Linked DNA regions of Homo sapiens: region 1 is linked to region 2. Evidence: read pairs that join two places in POLR2A ChIA-PET (ENCODE). Cell type or tissue: MCF 10A. All regions are shown on one strand. Links, peaks and the distances in the headings refer to the core of each region. The heading gives the core; the rest is flanking DNA.

Region 1 (2,910 bases), core at 106-2,605, 180 kb before region 2:
TGGGTAAATTCAGTTTCTCACTGAGAATCTTCTCAATCTCATCTTGCCAGATGACAAATGACTGTCTATTATTGTTAAGGTTTGTGGACTCTTACAAAAGGAACAGTCGAATTGATTCAGCATCAGCTAAGCATGGAAGAAAAAAAAATATGTAACTGTGAAAACAAAAACAAAACAGATTTCTGGCTGCTGTCCTCAGAAGCCTCCCGCACAGACGATGTTCCTGACAGGATCAACAAACGTCGCATTTCACTGTCCCACAGTGCAGCTTCGTCCATCAGCCACTGACTGGCATGGGCCAGGAGCAGTGTTGGTCTCGGTGACAGTGACTTCCTTGCCCTGCTCTGAATGAGTGTCCTTTCTGTGAAAGTAGGTCTCATGGTTCTAGGGCTGATCCCAGCGCCATCCCACAACATTTCAGTGTGCCCGACAGCGTGCCTGGCAAGCAGCGAGCTCCTGACAATTGGAAGCTGCTAATGCTGTTACAGACATCTGCAAGCAAGTCAGATCAGCCAGCTTCCATCACGTGAGACACCTTGGAGGACAAAGCCACATTGTGTGGAGGAAAACACACCACCATTCAGGCCCATCGTCATCCTGCTTTCTCCTATACTCAGTCTCCCACAGTGCCAGGTAGTTTTCTGCCTGTACTAAGAAGGGTGAATGGAAAGGTGAGATGTAAAAACAAACAAACAAACAAGGGCTCGAAATGTCTATGGGAAGATAAAATTGTAGCAGTGCTTTAGAAAACAAGAAGCGCATGATTAAATGGACTGTTGTTTTCTTTAGAATGCGGGTATTATCATTGGTATTGAGGTGACGCATTAGGACTTTGAGGTGCCTCCCCCACCCTGGCCTCTGCGCTGGCAGTGAGAACCCAGCCCGTGCTATCTTCACAGTTCTCAGCCCATGGAAGCACAGGCCACCTGGGCTCCTGCAAACACCAGACGTGTAATTAGAGGCTCCTGGGCTGGGATGATGTGGTGTGCAGACAAGTCTTATCACGCGTCTGAGCCGCTGTGGGTGCCTGGAGTTGCCTCTGCAGCCCGGAGCGGATGAGCGGAGGCTCCCGTGACTCACCCAACTGCAGGAACTGTCAACTGGCTTCTGCCCAGCCAAGAACTTTTATCAATCACTAAGTAGAGACACTGTGTACAAGGACACCGGTTCATCCAAGAACATCAGGACAGCCAGGAATTCAAAACACAAAACACAGCTTCCTGCATGTTGCACCCCAGGCGGCTCTGAGGCTCAGCCCAAGGAAGGTTTGGGGCTCGGGCCAGAAAGACACGATTCACTCTGACTTACACAAGAGGGGAGTGTACAAAAGTCATGCAGTCTCAGGGGAAGGCACTGGGCTAAACCCTCATGACTGTAAAATGAAGAAATAGGCATGAAGCATGACTAGGGTGTTTATTTGACGAGGACCCAGAGTTATGTCCAAGGAATGAAGGCGTTGCCTTTCTACAACAGAGCAAAATGTCAAGTTAACTGATAACATGTACATTCCTCAGGACTGGTCCCTCAGTGAGACAGCGTTTTTAGCGGGGAAAAAAAGAACAAATATAAGTGTTTTCCTGGATGCTGTTTTAGGGAGCTTGCTACAGGTTTACTTGCTTGCGGTTCCTGGTAGGTTTCAGGATTCCCAGGGTGAGAGGTGATGGGCCAAAGAGAGGCACGCTAAACTGATAGCCTGAGATCACAGCTTCCTTCCTTCCTTTCCTTCCTCCCTTCCTTCCTTTTCTTTTTTTTTTTTTGAGATGGAGTCTTGTTCTGTGGCCCAGGCTAGAGTGCAGTGGCGCGATCTTGGTTCACTGCGAACTCCGCCTCACGAGTTCAACTGCCTCAGCCTCCGAGTAGGTGGGATTACAGGCGCCCACCACTGCGCCCGGCTGATTTTTGTATTTTTAGTAGAGACGGGGTTTCACCATCTTGGCCAGGCTGGTCTCAAGATCCACCCGCCTCAGCCTCCCAAAGTGCTGGGATTACAGGCGTAAGCCACCGTGCCTGGCCTTCTTTTTCTTTTTCTTTTTTTTTTGAGACGGAGTCTTGCTCTGCTGCCCAGGCTAGAATGCAGTAGTGCGATCTCCGCTCACTGCAAACTTCGCCTCCCAGGTTCAAGCCATTCTCCTGCCTCAGCCTCCTGAGTAGCTGGGATTACAGGCATGCACTACCATGCTCGGCTAATTTTTGTATTTTTAGTAGACGGGATTTCACCATGTTGGTCAGGCTGGTCTCGAACTCCTAACCTCAAGTAATCTGCCCACCTTGGCTTCCCAAAGTGCAGGGATTACAGGCATGAGCCACCATGCCCAGCCCCCACAGCTCTCTCTCTAAGACAAGTGCAAACTAGTACCTGGAAAGGAGTCCTTTCTTTCCATTCCCGAGCCCCCTCCCCACACCAAAACCCCACCTGCTGCCATGTGGCGGGGACGCTGAGGAACACTGACTATCACAGAGCTGCCTTAATGTAAATGATTTCCTCAGGTGCAGAAAAACATACACACCAAGTATGGTTTGCCACTCTGAATTCTGGACAGATAACATGACGGCAGAAGTAAGCTTGTTTAAACACGCTCTAGTAATAGCTTCTTAGTGGCTGAGGTTAAAGCATAGTGAAATTTGATACATTCAGGTGAAAAGCAAACATGAAAATTTGCATCCTCCCAGCAATCAAATTACATTAGACATGGCTAAATCATGATTTCATGTAGTTAACAAGCAGTGAAGGGTGAGGCCAACCAAGTTCAGACAAATTGAACCTTCTACCCAATTCTACTCTCCTCTCCTCCTTTCTCCGAATAAAACCCAATACTCCTCTTTAACAAGTTGTATGATTCACATGCCGAGAGGAAAAGGGCCAGGTTGTTTGTCAATTGATCTAGTCTAAAGAAAACAAGTCCTTGACTG
Region 2 (2,910 bases), core at 282-2,781:
TGAACCAGAATAGGTTCATCAATAAAAGAGCTGACTAAAAGATATCATGATTACTTTTTCAAGAATGTGAAGGGTTTTTAATAGAAGGGTTTTTATATGCAAAACATATATTCTCCATGTCTATGGAGGTCTGAAAAAGACTTTTATTTATTTATTTATTTATTTATTTAGAGAAAGGGTCTGGACGGGGCATGGTGGCTTACCCTAGTAATCCCATTACTTTGGGAGACTGAGACAGAAGGATCACCTGAGCCCAGGAGTTCGAGACGAGCCTGGGCAATGTGGCAAGATCCTGTCTCTAAAAAATAAAAAATAAGATAATAAAATCAAGAGACAGGGTGTCACTCTGTCACCCAGGCTGGAGTGTAGTAGTGTGATCACGGCTTGCTGAAACCTTAACCTCTGGGCTCAAGTGATCCTCCCTTCTCAGCCCCACTGAGTAGCTGGGACTACAGGTATGCGCCACCACGCTTCACTAATTTTTTAATTTTTTGTAGAGGTTGGTGGGGGAGGTGCTTTCACTATGTTGCCCAGGCTGGTCTTGAACTCCTGGCCTCAAGTGATTATCCTGCCTTGGCCTCCCAAAGTGCTGGGATTACAGGCATGAGCCACAGCACCCACCCTAAGAAAAAGCTTTTAAATGAAATCACACTTCTGGCTGGGCGAGGTGGCTCACGCCTGTAATCCCAGCATTTTGGGAGGCCCAGGTGGGTGGATCATCTGAAGTCAGGAGACCAGCCTGGCCAACATGGTGAAACCCCGTCTCTATTAAAAATACAAAAATTAGCCAGGCATGGTGGTGCACGCCTGTAATCCCAGCTACTAGGGAGGCTGAGGCAGGAGAATTGCTTGAATCCGGGAGGCGGAGGTTGCAGTGAAAGAAAAGAAAGAAAAAAGAAATCACACTGCTTAGGGAAGATTTGGGGCCCACATGCATTGATCAATCTAAAGACATGTGGAGAGTTCAGGTTATTTTCCAGGCACTGTGTTAGGCAGTGGGAACAAATGAGCAAGTGGGAGCTATCCCTCGTCAGAGCCCCTGCCCCAGCCATGGGCACCCCACAGGCCTAGGGCCCAGCCATACCAAAATATCAGAGACCTAAAAAATTGTAGTGTGATTATTTTCTATTAAGTGTTTACTTAATAGAAAAACAACAACAAAAAACATCGCAGCTCTCCTGGCAAGATGGTGAAGGGGCAAGGCTGGAGTGACTCAGGGGCATCTTTCTCACCAGGACCTCACCACGTTGGAAATTGAGGTCCACCAACTTGCCTCCACTTTTTCACGAAGCCATCAGCAGACAAGCCATGATGAACTGGGCATGCTCATGGAAAATCCACAGCTGTGAAAGCTATTTCTGGAGTTCACACTGTCAAGTTCAAAAATGAACTGGAAACAACCACAGAATCCACCTTGGGTAGGCTGAGGCCAACATTTATAAATCTGATGACTCAAGTTGTCCTTGGCCAGAATGTGCTGCACCCTGTGGAAGCAGGACACCTGATGCCTTTCCTACATGCATTCCAGGGACCTAAGGGAACTTCAAACAAGTCAGAGGTGTTGCGTTTGTTGACTGTCCTGGCCGTGATGTTTTGAGCTACTATGCTAACAGGGCCGCATTGACAGATGCTGCTCTTCGTTGACAGCTGCTAATGAACTTTGTACTCAGCCTCAGACTTCTTCTGAACATCTAGTTGCCATAGACAAAAAGCCTAAACATATTTTTGTTCGACAAAAATAAGATTTTTAAAAAGATTTGCTGCTGGGCATGGTGGCTGACGTCTGTGATCCCAGCACTTTGGGAGGCTGAGGCAGGAGGATCACTTGAAGTCAGGAGTTCAAGACCAGCCTGGCCAACATGGTGAAACCCTGTTTCTACTAAAAATACAAAAATTAGCCATGCGTGGTGGCAGGCGCCTGTAATCCCAGCTACTTGGGAGGCTGAGGCAGGAGAATCGCTTGAACCCGGGAGGTGGAGATTGCAGTGAGCCAAGATCAGGCTGCTGCACTCCAGCCTGGGAGACAGAGTCTCACGAGACTGTCTTAAAAAATAAATAAATAAATAAATAAAAAGATTTGCCTTTTGTTTTTTAATCTTATATATTTGTTTACTTATTTATTTATTTGAGACAGGGTCTTGCTCTATTGCCCAGGCTGGAGTAGAGTGGGGTGATCACTCACTGCAGCCTCGACCTCCCTGGGCTAAAACAATCCTCCCACCTCAGCCTCTGGGGTTGCGAGGACTACAGGTGCAGGCCACCATGCCCAGCTATTTTTTTTTGGTAGAGACGGAGTTTTACCATGTTGCCCAGGCTGGTCTCGAACTCCTGGGCTCAAGCCATCCTCCCACCTCAGCCTCCCAAAGTGCTGGGATTACAGGTGTGAGCCACTATGCGTGGCTCTTATTTTATTTTTTATTGATATATAACAGGATATATAACAGGAGGCTGAGGTGGGAGGATTACCTGAGCCCAAGAGGTTCAGGCTATAGTGAGCTGTGATCACCCCACTGCACTCCAGCCTGGGTGACAGAGCAAGATCTTATCTTGAAAATAAATAAATAAATAAATAAATATATTTTTTAAAAAGAGGGTCTAGCTGGTGATAGTATTTGAAAATGGGTATTAAAATTGGGGAGGAGATTAAAGTCAGACCTGGTATTGTTCCGAAGGTAGTGAAGGAAAACTCATGTGTGAACCAATCTTTTCCAAAATTGTTTCACTTTTTGCAGAACACAATGACCTTCAGCATGCACCTCCAGGGAGTCTTATCGTAGTTGGAACAAAAATTGACCCAACATTGTGCTAACCTGACATAATGGTGGGGCAGGTGCTTGGTGCAGTTGGAGTTTTACCTGAGATCTTCACTGATACGGTTTGGGTCTCTGTCCCCAGGAAATCTCAGGTTCA

Evidence for each region. Peaks named below come from ENCODE experiments on the same cell type or tissue, not always from the same donor. Only the 100,000 strongest peaks of a DNase experiment are listed, where the experiment ranks them.
Region 1: POLR2A ChIA-PET joins it to region 2 with 5 read pairs; 8 of 35 experiments call an interaction of 5 or more read pairs at or near these places.

What each region holds. Positions count from the first base shown.
Region 1 is chr1:8,003,909-8,006,818 of GRCh38, forward strand. It overlaps LOC124903834 (a long non-coding RNA gene), which reads left to right. Exons shown (of 2, transcript XR_007065451.1): 2 at 80-2,825. Among named protein-coding and RNA genes, the nearest start is that of ERRFI1, 21 kb to the right of the region's middle. RefSeq lists a silencer at 861-1,155. In MCF 10A, for the core only: no CTCF peak of the experiment used is centred there; a DNase peak (open chromatin) is centred at 1,173.
Region 2 is chr1:8,188,630-8,191,539 of GRCh38, forward strand. It overlaps the pseudogene EIF2S3P1. Among named protein-coding and RNA genes, the nearest start is that of LINC01714, 19 kb to the right of the region's middle. In MCF 10A, for the core only: no CTCF peak of the experiment used is centred there; a DNase peak (open chromatin) is centred at 1,482.